Linked DNA regions of Mus musculus: region 2 is linked to region 1. The links are chromatin loops, found by intact Hi-C in ENCODE. Cell type or tissue: gastrocnemius. All regions are shown on one strand. Each heading gives the region's core, and the rest is flanking DNA. Links, peaks and the distances in the headings are about the cores only. Region 1 holds the start of Rad51 (RAD51 recombinase). Region 2 holds the start of Gchfr (GTP cyclohydrolase I feedback regulator).

What was found. A loop is a pair of places that touch in the nucleus more often than their neighbours do. Peaks named below come from ENCODE experiments on the same cell type or tissue, not always from the same donor. Only the 100,000 strongest peaks of a DNase experiment are listed, where the experiment ranks them.
Region 2: a loop joins it to region 1, with 2.2 times the contacts of the local background. A loop is called at or near these places in 5 of 42 quality-filtered maps.

What each region holds. Positions count from the first base shown.
Region 1 is chr2:119,107,879-119,117,214 of GRCm38, reverse strand. It overlaps Knl1 (kinetochore scaffold 1), which reads right to left. Exons shown (of 24, transcript NM_029617.3): 24 at 6,718-9,336. Rad51 (RAD51 recombinase) reads right to left here and starts at 4,401. Exons shown (of 10, transcript NM_011234.5): 1 at 4,181-4,401; 2 at 815-903. The coding sequence starts at 901. In gastrocnemius, for the core only: no CTCF peak of the experiment used is centred there; DNase peaks (open chromatin) are centred at 4,434, 4,615 and 5,255; H3K4me3 peaks cover 1,677 bases; H3K27ac peaks cover 1,081 bases.
Region 2 is chr2:119,163,842-119,173,177 of GRCm38, reverse strand. It overlaps Gchfr (GTP cyclohydrolase I feedback regulator), which reads right to left and starts at 5,390. Exons shown (of 3, transcript NM_177157.4): 1 at 5,305-5,390; 2 at 3,408-3,502; 3 at 789-1,236. The coding sequence starts at 5,340. The coding sequence ends at 1,113. Dnajc17 (DnaJ heat shock protein family (Hsp40) member C17) reads left to right here. Exons shown (of 11, transcript NM_139139.2): 11 at 493-678. The coding sequence ends at 612. In gastrocnemius, for the core only: a CTCF peak has its summit at 5,425; DNase peaks (open chromatin) are centred at 5,443 and 5,831; H3K4me3 peaks cover 1,486 bases; H3K27ac peaks cover 626 bases.

The DNA.
Region 1 (9,336 bases), core at 487-8,486:
ATCTCCCCAAGCCTCTCGTTTGTTCTGCTGCTGCTACTTGTTTGTGGCTTGTTTGAGAAAGGTTTAACACACACAGCCTTGTCCTGGAACTTGCTATGTAGACCAGGCTGGCCTCCAAAAGAATTCTGCTTCAGCCTTCCAACTGCTAGAATTACAGGTATGGGCCACCATGCCCAGCTAATGCTTCATATTCTTAATGTTGAGTCCTAAAATAGAGGTGAATCTTACACCTTAACAACCCCACACCCTTCGGTCTGCCCAATGACAGCCGGGGCCAGTGGAGACAGACGGAGGCTGATCCCCTTTCCCATGTGCATTCCTGGGTTACACCACTAATTCCCCATTAGCAGTTTTAAAAAAGATTTATTTATTTATTACATATAAGTACACTGAAGCGGTCTTCAGACACACCAGAAGAGGGCATTAGATCCCATTACAGGTGGTTGTGAGCCACCATGTGGTTGCTGGGATTTGAACTCAGAACCTCTGGAAGAGCAATCAGTGCTCTTAACTGCTGAGCCATCTCTCCAGCCCCCATGAGCATTTTTATACTTAGTATAAGTAGCACAGAGATTCCACTGGGGGATCCTAGGCCTTCGTTTCTAAAGTTCAGCTCTTAGGGAGACAACAGAGTAGGAAGAGAATTGTTGAGAGACTTGACCAGACATCTTTAGCTACAATCCTGTGCTTTTCTGTAGAAACCTTGACAACCTCCTGAAACCCTAATTTAATTTCTGTAAAGGTTAATTTTTTTCATTAGGTAGAACAATTTATTACAGCATTGTCAGAAAATACTTAGCAACTAAGAACATACCTCTAACCGTGAAATAGGCTGTGGACCAAAACTTTCTTCTTCCACTGAAGTATCTGCACTTGCTTCAAGCTGCATTTGCATAGCCATGACTAAAAAACACAGACAGCCGCCAGTATGAGTGAACACTAGAGAAACATTCGGGGGTAATTAAGAAGTGCAAGTTTAGTTCCCGACACACCTTTGAAGAACTGCAGCTGGCCCTCCCTATCCACAGGTTAAGAGCAACCGCTGCTCTACAGAGAGCATCCAGGTTCAGTTCTCAGCACCCACAAGGAAATTCATGTGTTTATAACTTCAGTTCTAGGAGATTCAGCACCCCCTCTGACCATGCGGACACGACACAGGAGTGTTATGTTTTCAGGCACAGAAACAAAACATTCAAACACATAAAATAAAAATAAGCTTAAAACAAACAAACAAGCGGGGCATAGTGGCACACGCCTTTAATCCCAGCACTCGGGAGGCAGAGGCAGGCGGATTTCTTAGTTCCAGGCCAGCCTGGTCTACAGAGTGAGTTCCAGTACAGCCAGAACTATACAGAGAAACCCTGTCTCGAAAAACCAAAACAAACAAACAAACAAACAAACAAACAAACACACACCCCAGGCATGTCTGACAGCCCATTCAAAATATATTTAAAAAAAAATTTTTTTTTTCACAAAGCAGCAAGTTCCAAGCTCTTCCTATACTACAGGATGAGTAAAATTCCAAAAGAGAATATTTCCATCTTCTTGGAACAGAGGAATTCTTGAACTAGATACGTACAGCAACAACAATCTAAAAGTGAACAGTATTTCCAGCCTTGAAAACGCAGGCTGGAAATACATATAGCAGCCTATGGAACGGTCCTTGTCCAGGAGATGAAAAAGAGGTACCAGGGCGAATCCTCAGTGCCACCAAGCAAACAAGAAACTGAGTGTATTTATCTTACTGTCAGCGATGAAGATGGATTTCCGGTTCCTGGACAGGTTAAATAACTACCGAAATAAACCCTTAGCTCTGACAACATTTACACTCATAACTTTGGGCTTTGGGATGTAGATCAATTGGTAGCATTTGCCTACCACGCACCAAGCCCTGAGTTTGAAGCTATGCAGTGCATAAAACCAGGCATGGTAGTTATGTCTGTAATCCCAGCATTTGGGAAGTAGGTAAGGAGACTAGAAACTCAAGGCCATTCATCCTCTGGGGTATAACAAGTTTGAGATTAGCATGGATTACCTATCTCAAAAAAAAATTCAAAACTGTAGAGAAATTATTTGTTATATACATAATTAGATGCATAATCAGAGGTGGAAAATCAGAACACAAACATAAAGAAATCATTCAAGCTGGGCAGTGGTGGCACACGCCCAGCACTTGGGAGGCAGAGGCAGGCGGATTTCTGACTTCGAGGCCAGCCTGGTCTACAAAGTGAGTTCCAGGACAGCCAGGGCTACAGAGAAACCCTGTCAAAAAAGAAAAAAAAAAAAAAAAAAAAGCCTGGTATGGAGGTCCATGACTGCCCTAGCACCTGGAAGGCGAGTCAGGAAGACGACCACAAATTTAAGGGCAGGCTGCGCTGCATAGTTAAATTATCTCAAAAAGCAGCCCCCACACCCATTCCCAAGTTCATAAAATACTATATGACCTTCATAAAATATGTGTTGAGACTGGCTCAGGTTGAGAGCACTGGCTGCTCTTCCAGAGGACCCAGATTCAATTCCCAGCATCACATGACAGCTCACAACTGTCTACAACACCAAGATTTGACATCCTCACACAGACATACATGCAGACAAAACACAAATGCATATAAAATAAATTATTAAAAAAATCAAAAAATTAAAAAAAAATCAAGTGTTGGCAAGCATATGGAACAAACATCCAATACCACTGACATATTTACATGAAATTTAAAAACAGGCGAAGATGAGCTGGGGAAGCTGAGTCAGGATGGGGAGTTCAAGGTCAGTTTTTGCTAAAATGCAAGATCCTTGATCAAAAAAAAAAAAAACAAAACCAAAAATATGGCCGGCACAGTGGTACTCTCCTGTAGTCCCAGCACCTACAAGGCAGAGACAGTAGGATCCCGAGTTCCAAACTAGCTTCTGGGTTACAAAATCAGATCCTGCCTAAATAATGCCTTTTAAAGGTAGGCCACCTTAGTGAACAGTTTTAGAAATCACTGTTCAGCCATCAGGGTGAGGGGGAAATACTAAAACCAGGAAGGATAACAAGAGGTTTATAGCATGGTAACAGCAGTCTATTAGTGATTACATAGATACATTCTTTTTTTGTTGTCTTGTTTTTGAAAGATTTTATTTTATGTATATGAGTACACTGCAGTTGTACTGATGGCTGTGAGCCACCATGTGGTTGCTGGGATTTGAACTTGGGACCTTCAAAAGAGCAGTCAGTGCTCTTAACCACTGAGCCCTCTCTCTAGCCCCCAATATATTCACTTTGTATTCACTCACGTATACACTTGTATTTTATACATCTTTGTATTTTATACTTCATTTTATTTTTATTTCTTGGAAGTTCCTTTTAGATTTCTTTTTTGTTCATGAGAATTTTGCCTGCATACATGTGTGCGTACCACAAGCATGCCTGGTATCTGAGGTCAGAAGGCGGCACTGGATCCCCTGGAACTGGAGTTATGGTTGGTTGTAAGCCACCATGTGGGTACAGGAGCTGAACTCAGTTCCTTGGGAAGAGCAGCAAGTGCTCTTAACAGCAGAGCCACCTTCCAGCCCCTGTTCTTCACTTTTCCTTTTCTGAGACAGCTCTTCCATTTGTGGCTCAGGATGGTCTTGAAACTGTCATCCTCCTGCCTCTCCCAAGTGCTACGATTATATAGGTGAGTCATCTAGCCAAGATTCTCTTTAGAAATTTGTTTTATTTCTCGGTCTTTGCTACTCTTTTGCTTACGCAATCTTTGAACTCTGGGGCCTTCTACTTCAGTCTCCAGAGAGACCAGCCACTACCCTCATTTTAAAGTAACCAAGAATCTGTTAGCCCTGGCCCTACTACGTAACAGCTGTGAGCACTTTTCTCTGATCTCAGCTTCCTGCGTCCGGACCACAGAAGTGAACCTGAAAGTTTGTAAATCCCAGCATTGGGAGACTAAGGGTAGCAGTTCGAGCCCTGCCCAGCCTAGGTCGTGACCTCGGGTCTCAAAACAAATGCTTGAAGTACAGGTCGGTTTTCTCCACAACGAATTCAGTGGGTCAGTTAGCGTCGGTCGGTTGGTCGCCCTGCTCCGCCTTTCTCCGGTTTCTCAGCGTAGAGGGGACCCACAAAGCTGGCTACGGGAGCACTGGCCTGAGCCGGCTCAAGAAGCCGAGCGGCCATGGAAGGGGTGCGCCGGCGCCGCACACTCACCTGTCCCGCGGCCACGGGCCGCTCGCTCCTCCGGGCAGCCGGCTCTGCACACACCACACTCCCCCCACTTCACCCGGCTCGAACGCGCTTCGTTGCTCCTCTGTCAGGTTTTCTACGAAAAATTTCAGTCTTCCTGGCCACACCTGTGGGAGCGCCTCGGCTTTGCCCAGGCGCGGATCTGCGCACGGCGCGCGACTTTCGGAAATCCCGCCAAATCCTCACGCTCCTATCGCTGCAACGTCATCACGCCTTTCTCCGACCCGCCTCATACCTACTTCCGCTTCTGCTGCGAACCTGACGGACATGCCGGACGGCTTTGAAGCCGAGTGATTTCGTAGGGTCACTCTTCCCTTCCTTTATGATTGTTCTGATCCGGCCTTTCTGGTTACCCGACTGAGGACTACAAGTCTGCAAAGACGATGTGATCAGCCCAGGACTACATAACCCAGAATGCACTGCTGCGGAAGCACCTCTGCAAAACTTCTTGCACAGCGGATGTGGACTTCGGTCAGAAAGGCTTTGGCCAGTTCTGGCAGAGTGTGGATCTTTGGTAGTTGGGATGGTATGCTTTGGAACCAGGTGTTCTCTTGGTCTCTGTGGGCGGCAGAGATGAAGAAGCTGGAATAAAGATAAAACCTGCGAATGGAGCCAGCGATTAGAAAACCAGTGTGGGAATCAGCGAGGTGGAAAAAAAAAACCTTTTAATTGGGCGGGGGTTGGGACCGGTGGATATAATCTAAATATATACATTCATAAAACTACCAAAAACTAAAGCGAAATAACTCACTCTCTAGTGTTTTTTTTCTTCTCTCGCTTTGTAGTGGTTACTCCAGAAAAGTAGGAGCAAAATTGAATAAAGTAAAGGTTTGTGGAGTTTGCCAGGAACTTCGTATGTTTCTTGTTATACATCTAGGTGTTTTCAGACAAGATCTCATACTCCTTGAACTCTTTTTTTTTTTTTTTTTTTTTTTTTTTTGGTTTCGAGACAGGGTTTCTCTGTGTAGCCTTGGCTGTCTGGACTCACTTTGTAGACCAGGCTGGCCTCGAACTCAGAAATCCGCCTGCCTCTGCCTCCCAAGTGCTGGCGTGTGCCACCACCGCCCGGCTCCTTAACTCTATGCCAAGAATGACAATCCTTCTCCCACCTTTGTTTCCTGTACTGCTGGAACATTACTATGTTCTGTGTTGGGGATTGAATCCTGGATTGTATGCATGCCACACAAGCACTTCAACAACGTAGCTGCATGCTTAGCTGAAAATTACTTATATTTAATGAGTACACTGTAGCTGTCTTCAGACATCCAGAGGGCATCAGATTCCATTTACAGATGGTTGTGATTCCATTTACAGATGGTTGTGAGCCACCATGTGGTTACTGGGAACTGGACTCAGTGCTCCTAACTGCTGAGCCATCTCTTCAGCCCTAGGTAATTTTTTTTTTAAGATTTATTTATTATATGTAAGTACCCTGTAGCTGTCTTCAGACACTCCAGAAGAGGGCATCAGATTTCGTTACGGATGGTTGTGAGCCACCATGTGGTTGCTGGGATTTGAACTCAGGACCTTCGGAAGAGCAGTGGGAACTCTTAACCACTTAAGCCATCTCGCCAGCCCCAGGTAATTATTTTTGAGACAGGTTCTTTGTAACCCAGATTGGACTCAGCTCCCCAACGTCTGGGGTTGCACAAAAAAAAGCCACCATTCTTGATGTATATTTACTTTGTATTTTGAGAGACACCTTAGTTAAGTTTCTCTGGATAAATTTCCCAGGGTGACATTTAAACTTTGAATCTTCCTGCCTCAGACTCCCATGTAGCTTGTTTTTTTTTTTTTTTCCCAACCCCATACAGGTGTGTGCCCACAGGGCTGAGTAGTTTTTTTTCTTTTGAGACAGGGTTTCTCTGTGTAGCCCTGGCTGTCCCGGAACTCACTCTGTAGACCAGGCTAACCTTGAACAGAAATCTGCCTGCCTCTGCCTCCCAAGTGCTGGGATTAAAGGTATGCGCCACCACTGCCTGTTGTGAGTAGTTTTAAAGTGGATAAAATTTGTATTTTATACTTATACTATTTTACGTCAAAGGATGGTTTGGTTTGGTTTAAAAATACATTGTGTGTGTGTCTGTTTTCACAAGTAGAGGGCAGAAGACAACTTGAAGGTCAGTCATCTCCTTCTACCACGTATGGAAGTTCAAGATTCAACTCAGGTAGCCAGGGTTCATGGCAGCTGCCATCTCCTCCATGAAACTTTTTTTTTTTTTTTTTTTTTTTTTGGTTTGGAGCTGAGGACCTAACCCAGTGCCTTGTGTTTGCTAGGCAAGCACTCTACCACTGAGCTAAATCCCTCTTAAAAGTATTTCAGGTGAGACAGAGGTTTGAGTTAAATATTTGACAATGACAGACCAGTTCAAGAAGCATTTTGGTTGTAGAAAGAAACAAACTGATTGATAGCAGGTAAAAAATGAATTGCTCCTCCTGGAAATTAGAATTATAATCTGGGCAAATCTTAGCTTAGAAATTTAAGAGGCAAAGGACACCAGTGGCTGTCAAACAAGAAAAGGTTTATTCATTCTCAGTTAAATTGAGATAGAAAGGGGTAGAAGAAACAAATACCCCAAGACCCAAAAACTTGCTTTTCGTTCTTATCACTTTTCAGATCTTTCCACTTCTTCAGAGGCCCAGCAGCATGGGTGTTGCTTTTGGTAATTTAGCACAACCCATACATCCCAAAATGCTTAAACTAGTCTGAGTACTTTTCTTCAAAAACCAAAAACCTAAGAACTGGGAAAAAAGATGAACTAGAATTCTAAAAGAGAACCAACAATTCCTAAAAATATAACTGTAATTGGAAAAATATTGAACTATACAATCTTAGTCATGTCTGTTCTTTAATTGGTATATGTAGCCCAGGCTTACCTCAAATTTGCATTGTAGATGAAGATACTTGGAACTTGGACCCTTCTGAGTGTTGGGACTACTGGAACTTACCACTATGACTGGTATATGTAGTACTGAGCAGAGCATCAAACTCTGAGTTCCTGAACTAGGCAAGTATTCAACTGACCCACATCTGTAACCCAATGACCTGAAGTTCCAGGGAAGCAAGCTCAATCAGATTTGAATCAGCAGGAATGTAATCTTCTCTCTGAATTTTATTTTGCTTTTTAAAGGCAGTCTCAGTATGTTGCCTAGGGAACAATCCTCTCTGCTTAGCCTCCTGAGTGCTGGGATTAACAGGTATGTGATAGCATGCCTGCCCAGCTAATATATCTGCAAAACCTCTATGGCTAAACAGAGTAACATTATTACATTTCTGGGGTTACAAATGTAGACATTAAGGGTTCATTGTTCTGCCTCCTACAAACTGAAATGATAAAAAACTAACAATTTAGTATATGATAATCAAGGCATCACCAATCAATAGTGGTAAAATATTTTATTAAATGGTGTTAGGATAGCTGCATAGCTAGCCATCTTTTCATTGCTACTGTTAACAGGGCCCCAGACCTCAGCACAACTGATATTATCATACAATGAGAATAATGATGTTTTTAGGTTGATTCATACAATTATGGTAGAAAGTGATTTAAATACAGAACTTTAGATTCACCAAGTTAGGATAGTGGGGTACTTTTTCCAAAGTTGCCAAACAGAGATGATTAGACACTGAATGTAATTCCTACCTGACAGTTCTCATTATTGTTCTTATTGTATGTAGTTAATTGGCATTAGAGAAATTAGACTTTTATTGGACTATAAAGGAGAGATGTTAGGATAATCTCTTGTGTACAACTGTGTTTGCTCATATCACAATTTGTGAATAGGGAGAACTGGCGGTGGCTATGGCCTGGAAGAACTTGACAAGGCGTCTGAATGACAATAAAAAGTATAACCACTGTGGTGCACCACATTAAGTTTAGACAGATGCTTAGGATCAAACCCAGGGTTTTGTGCATGCTAGATGAACACTCTCCTGAATGAAATCCTCGGTCTCTGTTTTTGAAATAGGATCTCCTGTAGCCCAGGCTGGCCTTCGACTTGGTGTGTAGTAGATGTAGACTCTGGGCAAGCTGTCAAAGCAGTTGCTGGCTCCTTCTTCCTGCTCCAACCTACCCATAAGATGCCTCAACATGAGCTGTTAAAATGCCAGTACCTGCCAAACAGCCATGTCTTACCCTGATACTGTCACGAGTAGCTTTCCACTGTGGCAACACATCCTTTCCCAATTCTGCCTGCTACTAGCTAGAGGTGCAGTCGTAGGAGCTGTCCATGGTGGTGGCACCTTTCCTGCCTCAGCCTATGAACTTCATGAATTAGCACCACAGGAGCTGTCCGCGGTGGCAATGTCTCCTCTCCAGTAGCTCCACAGAGGTGGTACCTCAGCCAAAGCCATTCCTAACCCATGAACCTGATGCAGAAAAGAGAGGGTGGAAAAAAAAAAGCCACCAATCCTTGAGCCAAAAAACCTACCAATCTCTGTACTTCTCACAAAAACCCACCAAACCAAGGACAGGGAAGCCCACCAGTCCCTGAGCTCCCCAAACGCAGGACTTGAAGTCTTACCAACTGTCAAATCAAAATCTCTGCCCTGAGCTGGGCGTTGGTGGCGCATGCCTTTAATCCCAGCACTCGGGTGGCAGAGGCAGGCAGATTTCTGAGTTCCAGGCCAGCCTGGTCTACAAAGTGAGTTCCAGGACAGCCAGGGCTTCATAGAGAAACCCTGTCTCGAAAAACCAAAAAAATAAAAATAAAAACCTCTGCCCTGAAAAGCCCCACCCTCTATGAAATCCTATATAAGCTGCCCCCAACCGCCTTGTCTAGTGCCCTTCTATCCTCTCCCAGGAGCAGAGGCAACCACTCCTGGATTCATCCCTTCCCTCCCAGGATATCCTTCCATCCAAGGAATACTTACAGGAGATATTGATTTTAAACTCCTGATCATCTGTGTCCACTTTTCAAGTGCTGGGATTATAGGCAGGAAGCATTTTGGGAGGTAGAGGGAGATGGGTCTCTGAATTTGTGGACAGCATGGTCTACATATACTTTCTGTAAGCTGGTGTGGTGGTGGCATAGGCCTTTAATCCCAGCACTTAGGAGGCAGAGGCAGGCGGATTTCTGAGTTTGAGGCCAGCCTGGTCTACAAAGTAAGTTCCAGGACA
Region 2 (9,336 bases), core at 797-8,796, 56 kb before region 1:
CCTTTGAAGCCGCGTGTGGGTCAGGGCCCCCTTCTGTATTCTCAGCAGAAGCCAGACCACGAGGGCCAGTCTGTGTCCAGCAGAACCTGGGGATCCCAGCGCCACAAACAGCCTCTGTTGGAAACCTGCCAGGCAGAAGCCATGGGCGGAGGGAAAAGAGATAAAGGGCGGAGAGGAAATGAAGGGGGAGGGCCAGGCCAGCACAGGGAGAGTGATTGACAAGGAAGGACTCTACTAGAGCAGGATATGGGAAGCTGTGTGTCCTGGGTAAAGGGAGTTTGTGGGGAGCTGATGGAGAAGCAGCCTGGGGCGCACAGGCCTGTTTTCTCTGAAGGTTCCTGGAGGAGCTGGAATCCAAGATGTCTGGGTCCTTCCCTTCCTCTGCCCTTCCCTCTTTGGCTTTTAGATTAGGCTCTGTCTTGGCCCCATACTGAGTCTATAATCTGTGGAGCTGTACCCTCATGTCCTAACTCCTGTCTCTTCTGTCCCCAGGGCTCAGTGCTGTCAGAAAGGGACTTTGAGAGTCTCGTCATGATGCGCATGCGCCAGGCAGCTGAGCGCCAGCAGCTGATTGCCCAGATGCAGCAGGAAGATGAGGGGCGGCCCACGTAGCCCCGGCTCCAGCCTTCCCACCCCACACCCTTTCTGAATCATCACCAATAAACTTTTTTAAAAACAGTCTACTTTTCTTCCTCTTGGGCTGGGCTCTATCTGCAAGGGCTTCTTCCATGGATGGGGATAGGCCAGTAGAGAATGGTGCATCTCAAGAGTCACTGCACAACAGAACTGAGGAACAACCACTTGTGAGAGCCCTTTATTGGCTTGGATTAGCTGTGTAGGATCCAGGGACTGTCCTCGTCCTCGGGTTGGCTTGCCTTCAGCATGTGGCCTACAGCAAGAGCCAGGGTCAGGCCTAGCTGGGGGAAGCTGAAAGCACCAGGGCAGGAGCCTGCTGTGCCCAACCAGCTGGAGCGAGGTCCCTTAGGCTGTTCACAGCCCACCAGTATTGGGCAAGGGAGTTGACAATTTGGAAAGAGATAGGCAGGGCAAACAGTGATGCAAGGATGTGGGCAGGGCACATGGCGGTCTCTGAACAGGTCAGCTCAAGCAGCTCATTCCTTGTGCAGACACCACACCAGCGTCTGGCCCACCCCTGTCATGCTCAGCACTCGGAAGCCCTTGCATTCCAGCTTGTCCAGGACTATGCGAGGAGGGTCGTTGACGTAGTATTCGTAACTGTAAAGAGACAGGAAAGTGTCATGAGGTCATATGGTGCAAGCACCCATACAAAGCTAAGTGTCTACTCCGTGCCAGGCCTGTTTGCTGGCCACTTGCCTGGTGACAGGCGAAGTGCACAGCCCCTGTTCTGTTCCTTGCTACACACTTGTTTTCTCTCAACAGTGTGATGAAAACACCATTACTCTTCCTGACGACACATGTGAAAACAGGCTGGTTAGCTCTGCCTGCCTTGAGTAGCAGGCCCCAGGGGAGCCATGCAGCTGCTGAGTGATGTTAGTCTTTCCTCTGAGTAGTCTGCCCTCTGTGGCTCCTCTCTGGTTGTCCTGCAATCCTGGAGCTGCAGATACGGATAGTGCCTGGATCCATCTGCCATTTGTTGTCACAGAAAAAGTTTGATTTGCCTGGATTTGTAAAGAGCATGAAGCAGATAAGGGGCCCAAACCCCCAGCTTGTCATCTTGAAGCAAATCTCTAATGGCAAGAGATGCGAGTGGCTCCTCTGTGCTTTGACCAAAGGGTTGGGATCTGTTTGTCTCCTCTCTTCACCCCCCCCCCTTTTTTTTCCGAGACAGGGTTTCTCTGTGTAGCCCTGGCTGTCCTGGAACTCACTCTGTAGATCAGGCTGGCCTTGAACTCAGAAGTCCACCTGCCTCTGCCTCCCAAGTGCTGAAATTAAAGACGTGTGCCACCACTGTCCGGCTCTCTCTTCCCTTCTTGCACTTAGGTCTCTGACAGCTCTTCTCAGGATCCGTGAACCCACTCGGCGCTTCTCCCGCAATAGTAGGGAGGGTGTGGTGGTTTGAACAAGAATCACCCTACAGGCTCCTATGTTTGAATGCTTGATCCCTAGTTGGTGAAACTGCTTTGGGAAGGGTTAAAAGGTGTGGCCTTGTTGGAGGTGTGTCACTGGGGGTGGGCTTTTTTTAACTTTGAAAAGGCCATGCCAGGCCCAGTGTCTACCTTCTGTGCCTTCTGTGTGTAGATTAGATGTAAGTCCTCAGCTCCTGACCCAGTGTTATGCTGCCTGCCTGCTGCCATGCTCCCTGTCATTTTGGTTATGGGCTTACTCAATGTAGCCCCCATTAAGTGCTTTCTTTTTTAAGTTGTTTGATGGCTCCAGTGAAAATAGCTCTATAGGCTCATATATGTGAATGCTTATAGTTATTAGGGAATGGAACTATCTGAGAAGAATTAGAATAGTAGTTCACAACCTGTAGGTCATGATCCCTGGGGGGGTATCAAATGACCCTTTCACTGGGGTCTCAGATACACTGCATATCAGATACTTACATTATGATTCATAACCGCAGTAAAATTACAATTATGAAGTAGCAACAATAATTTTATGGTTGGGGGTCACCACAACATGAGGGACTGTGTTAAAGGGTCTCAGCATAGGAAGGTTGAGAACTGGATTAGACTGGGAGGTGTGACCTTGGAGGAAATGAGTCACTGGATGTGGGCTTTGAGGTTTCAAAAGTACTACATGCCAAGCCCAGCTTCTCTCTCTCTCTCTCTCTCTCTCTCTCTCTCTCTCTCTCTTTCTCCCCCCCCACTTCTCTCTCTGCTGCTGCCTGCAGATCAGGATATAAAGCTCTCAGCTCCTGCCCCAGCGCCTGTCTGCCTGCCTGCTGCCATTCTCCCCACCATGTCTGTCATGGACTAACCCTCTAACTCTGCTTGGTCATGGTGCCTCTTCACAGCAGTAGAACACTAAGACAGGGTGAGGAAGCAGAAAGGGAAGCAGTAGTATTTGGCCACAGAGATGATGGGAAGGAGCCTGAGGGAAGGGGCCAAGTGCCTTGGCAGCCAGGAGCTCAAAAGAGGACCCAGGTGTCCTGCTCTGTTTCTGGGGCTGGGCTCTGTCACTCAGGCCTTCAAGGTGAAGCTTGTCTTTGTTGATGGGACCCAATTTTGAGCGGGGAGGACAAGGCAAGAACAGTTGGTTTCCAGAGCCCCTGGGAGGGGGTGCCCCAGACGTCCACTAAGGATAAACTGCTTGTGAAGAAAGGCTGGGAAACTCTCTTTGGTGATCTGGGCCCTGTGGGGGCCTGAGGACGAGCAAGCCCTCCAGGGGCTGTTGCCCTCTGGGCTTGATGGCTGTGTGAAGGGAAAAGCAGAAGACCCTGCCAGGGAGAAAAGAAGGTGCGCAAGGATGCCACTACTTACAAGTTGTTTCCCAAGACACTTCTCTTGGAGGCCCCCAGGTGCTGCATCAGCTCCGGATCCGAGTGTTCATCACCCACCATGGTGGGGCCCACCTCCTGCAAGGAAAGCCACGGTAGCTGCTTAGCTGGGTGGCAGGCAGATGTGCACAGTTCCACTTCTCTTCCCCTCCCCCGGCCCCGGGGAAGCTCTAGGTGAAGGGGAGGTGGTAATGAAGGTCAGTTAAGGTGGGACATAACTGAGAGGGGAGCACAGTGGGTCCTCCCTAACTTCCCAAAAGGCTGCCTGTTGCCTCTGAACACTGCCTATCAGTGCTTTCAAGCCAGGTGCCACCAGCCAGGTTTCCTGTGTATTGGCATCACTTGGAGAATGAAGGAAATGAGAACATATGTCCACATACAATTTTGTACACAGGCAGGTAAACCTCCCAAGTTACAACCGACACCAAAATAAGAAACAAACCAACAAGAAAAACATATGTTCCTAGCAGAACTACTCATAATAGCCTAAAGACAGAAAGGACACAAAGCTTGTCAGTTGATGAGCACACAATACAATGTAGCAAGCCATAGCTGGGCGGTGATGGAGCACACCTTTGATGTCAGCATTCGGGAGACAGAGGCAGGTGGATCTCTTGAGTTCAAGGCCAACTTGGTCTACATAGTTCCAGGACAGATGGGCCTACACAGGGAAATCCTGTCTTGAATTTCCGCTCCCCGCCCCCCCCAAAGGAAAAAAACAGACAGAAAGACAGACAGACAGACAGACAGACAACAAAACCTCCATAATTTAAGAGAACCAAGCCAGGTAGGACATGCCTGGTGGGACATGCCTGTAATCCCAGTAATTGGGAAGCAAGGCTAGCCTCCAATACATAACAAACTGAGGCCAGCCTGTGTTACATGAGACCCTGTCACACACATACACAAAACTTGGAAAGAAGGCTAGTGAGATGGCTCAGCATGTAAGAGCACTGACTGCTCTTCCAAAGGTCCTGAGTTCAAATCTCACATGGTAGCTCACAACCACCCACAATGAAATCTGACACCCTCTTCTGGTGCATCTGAATACAGCTACAGTGTACTGATTTATAATAAATAAATCTTTGGGCCTGAGTGACTGGGGTTGACCGGTCAATTCCCAACAACCACATGAAGTCTCATAACCATCTGTACAGCTACAGTATACTCATATACATAAAATAAATAAATAAAACTCTAAAAAACAAAGAAAGAAAACTTGGAAAGAATTTTAAAAAATTATTTGAGGAGGAAGAGAGGTGAATGTGCCCAGCAATCCAGATTTCAACAACTGTACAGGTTTTCATGGCCCTTTGGGTATTGTCAAGACCTCTCCTGTTTCATGCTGAGCCCACTACTCCTGGCTATCCCCTGGGAGCTAGATTTGTACCTACCGCTGGGCATTGGAATAGGATGGGGTAGCGCGCCCAGCTATTTAGCTGTGGGGGTGGGGGGGCACCAGGTATCCTTTGAAAGGGGATTTGAGGAGACTTATAAAGCAGCCAGTACCACCTCCCTCCCATGTCCCCCCCCGAAACTTCACCTAGAGAAGCGTGACCTCAGACCCCCGCGTGGTGCTCTCCAGGCTGCCCGCAGCCCTCTCCACCTCTAACCCGAATTCTCTCTGCATCAGAACGAGCCCTGCCTGGAGGGGGCTACAGGTGAGCCGCTGTGTGCGCAGCTTAGCTTGGCCTTTGGCGTGCGGGCCCTGGCTGCAGCGCTTGTGAAGCGGGTCGTGGGTGTCCCCGCGGAACTCCCTGCCCATCCAGTCGCCTGACCCTGCCTGGTGTCCGCGCCGCGGGGGCGTGGTAGGCCGGTTGCGGGACCATCAGGAAAGTCCCTTAGAGTGGCTGTCGCTGTCACCCACTCCAGGTACTCACCATACGGATCTGAGTGCTGATGAGCAGATAGGGCATGGTGCGTGGCTGGGGCTGCCCGCGACCACAGTCCCGTTACTCCCTGCTCTGTCCGCGGGCGGCGCTTGGCGGCCGTGCGGACACTGCACGAGCCAATCAGGAGCGCGCGCCGCGGTCCCGCCGCCCCAGAGACCTGGAAGCGGGCGTGTCCCCGCGGACTTCACTAGGAGTTGTGGCCATGGCGTACAGGGTGCCTGTCGCCCCTTTGCCCTCTTCCTGCAATACCTCCATGCTCAGGCTCCAAAGTCCGGCGGATGCCAGTCGGTTTCCGCCTGTCCCTAAAACGTAGCAGAGCGAAAACTGCGCTGAGGACTAAAGGGAAGCGGGGACTGCGTGTCCTCACCAGGACGCGTGCCTTGTGAACTTAAGTGCACGAGGCGAGGCGAGACGCGAGTGTCAGGTCCTGGGCAGTCCTGCGTCCTGGGGTCTGTCCTGGGGTCTGTCATTTTCAAGTGTGGCTGCGGGTCTTTGCATGCCTATCTATGGCCCTGCAAATTAAGTCTGTGCATCATCTACACTCTTGGCTGGGTGCCAGTCCTCTGGCTGTAAAGGCGCGGAACCTGTTCCTCCTGCAGGGAGCCTTGGGAGCACGCGCAGATCACAGGGTAACACCTGAGGCATAGAAACGTCGATCCCTAAGCCTGATGCCCAAGAGAGGGCGGCGAGTTCACAACTAGCTGGTCCACGCCCTCATCTAGAAGTAGACAGGTCAACATTCTTCAACCGACTCATTCTGATTGGTTCCCTAAAAAGCAAAGACGAACAAAATAGTTGCCCTGGAAAAGCATATAACCAGTTGCCCTGGAACACGCCCCGCCCCTGGCCTGGAAACCTGACCTTCTTACCTAACTGGTCTGATGTATTTATATGATCCTCTTCCTGTCCGGCACCAGCTCTCGCACCCCAACAATTAGCGAGAGGGATAAGACGCATCTATGTTTAACAAAGAGCTCGTTAAAGAGGCAGAAAGGGACGTGCTGTAATGCAGAGGTAGAGGGCAAAAACTGAGGTTCTAAATTTAACCCTCAGTCCTGGGACGGTGAAAATAAAAGTCTCATCAGGGAACCTATCAAGAACCCCTACAGGGGCTGGGATGATGCTCCGCTGATTCCATGGTTCGCTGAGTTTGATCCTAAGCTCCGTTGTAAGCCGGAACTGAGAGCTGGGATAAAATAAGCTCTTTTTCCCCTAAGATGCTGGGCTTGTTGTGGTGGTGGTTGTTGTTTGTTTTGAGTATTTTATCTCAGCAACAGGAAGGAAGAGAGAGAGAGAGAGAGAGAGAGAGAGAGAGAGAGAGAGAGAGAGAGAGGCAGAGAGAGAGAGAGACAGAGAGAGAGACAGAGAGAGAGACAGAGACAGAGAGACAGAGAGACAGAGACAGAGAGAGACAGAGAGAGACAGAGAGACAGAGAGAGAGAACTGAATCTGTCTCAGAACAATCACAAACCAAAACCTAATAAGGAAACAAAGGAACAAAACAACAAACCCTCACCCCACCCCATAACAAAAAGAACCAATAGGGGAAACAAGATTGGCAGCTAACTTGGCTAGGCACTCCATGGGAGCAGAGATGATCAATAGGCATATAACCAGTTGCCCAAACCTTTAGGAATCCTAGAAATGCAATGTTTTATCATGTGTCTTGTCTCTGTGTGTTCACAGACCTTGTCAAGGCTAACTTCTGAAAGTTATAGACAGTTTTCAGGAGCTGGCTCTCTCCTCCCACTGTGTGGGTTCCAGGGCTCAAACTCAGGTTCTCAGGTTTGGCAGCAAGACCTTAACCAGTGAGCCAGTAAACTTCATCTTTATACCACCAGACACTGCCTTACAGAGAGCAAAAAAAAGAAGGAATGTACAATGTATGAGAATTTCCAGGTGTGTGGTGCATGGCTGTGGTTCCAGCTACTTCAGAGACTGAGGCAGGAGAAGCACTTGAACTTGCAAGCTAAAGACCACTTGGAGGTAACATAGTGAGATTTCATGGGGGTAAGGTGGTGGCTCACATCACTAGCCTTAGTACTCAGAAGACAGGATTGCTTCAAGTTCAAGGCTAGCCTGTGTTGAAGTGTGAAATATTGTCTTAAAAAAGGTCTCCTGCCCCATGGGCCTGGAGAGATGGCTCAGAAGTTAAGAACACTTGGTGCTCTTCCAGGGAGCCCTTATTCAGTTCCCAGCTCTCACATCAAATGGCTCATAACTGCCTCTAACTCCTCCTCTAGGGAAGCCAGTGCCCTCTTCTGGCCTTCACAGGTACCTGCTCACTCACATACACACAAAAAAATAAACCTTAGGGGCTGGAAAGAAGGCTCAGTGGTTAAGAGCACTGACTGCTCTTCCAGAGATCCTAGTTCAATCCCCAGCAACCACATGGCAGCTCACAACCATCTGTAATAGAATTCAATGCTGTCTTCTGGTGTGTCTGAAGACAGCTACAGAGTACTCACATACATAAAATAAATAATTAAAACACAAAACTTACAGGACTTTCCTCCCCACAAAAACATGAAGAAGAAGAAAAGACTCTAAAAACCAAATGTAGGTAAAGTGCTGGCGGTTGGGACTATCTGTCTGCTGAGAGCACTTCTATTCTTCAAAGTTGTGATTGTCACAATCAAGTTTCACCCCTTGTGACAAAAAATAAATCAGCCTGGAGTAATGGACACCTGTAATCTCAGTCCAGCTTTGACTCCCAATGGGTCATGTGTTTCCAGTCACCCACCCAGGAACTCTTTGGATCCACTAATGAAAGACACACACACACACACACACACACACACACACACACACACACACATCAAAGCTGAGCAGTTCTAATCCTCCCCTAGCTACCCCAAGCTCAATCAGGGGAGTGGCCAGTAACCATTTACCTGAATTCTTACCTGACTAGTTGGTTCTCTCTCCTGCAGCTCTAAATCTGATCCATCTCCCACCACATCATAGTGATTCTCTGTCTGTTCCTCTCTCCTGAGTCCTAACCCGCACAAATCAAAGGGTCCCTCCCTGTCTCCCTCTTCCCAACCAGTGGTCACTGGCATCTTTTATTGATCAATCAAAAACCAATTGGGGACAAGGACCATCAGCGTTTGGACTCACAGATTCCCAATGAAAGCGTTAGAAGCAACCCCCAGCATCACAACTGAGACATGAAGATGGAGTTTGAGGGCCGTCTGGGTCCCCTACCTCACCCTGAACATGCTTGATCTCGTCTGAGAAGCTAATCAGAGTCAGGTCTGCTTAAAGCTTGGATGGGAGCCTTGGAGGAGAGTCTGGGCTACATAGACAGAACCTGTCTAAGGCAAAACCAAAACAGAACTTACACAAAGTCCCCAGGTACATAAAACTAGATATTTTGTTTTGTGATTTGAAACAGACAAAAGTATCAATTTAAGCTTAGAAAGTACAAACAGGAAAGACCCTTATTTCAGGGTCTTGGGAACTGCAATTTGAGAGACATAGGTTTAGATAGGCTCTGAGTCAGAGTCCCAAAGCAAGTAGGGAAAGTGGAGCTTACAGTGAGAAAAAGTTCTTAACTCATCACAAGATCAGTATATTGCTCAGCTTCGTGTTACTGCCATGAAACACCAAGACACTTAACTTATAAAGCGAAAAGGTCCAGCACGCAACAGGTGAAAAAATGGAGAACTGGGAATTGAGGCCAACCTGGGCTGATGGAAAGACTGTTTCAGAAAACCAAACCAAACCAGAACAGCTCAGCAGTGGGGAGCATGATTACTGTGCAATCATGAGAACTCCAGCTTGGATCCCAGAACCCATGGAACAAGCTAGATGTCTCCACAAATGCCCGTAACCACACAGACAGGAAGAACACTGGTCCTTGCTGGCTTCCAGCCTGGATGAGAAAATGTGAACTCCAGGCTTAGGGTGAGACCACTTACACACTGAGGCTGGGTCTCCTGCTCCCCACAAGGGCTTGCCCCTGCAACCAAAGACCTTCCCTAGGCCCCACATCCTTTAGGCTTCATTATTTCCTAGTAA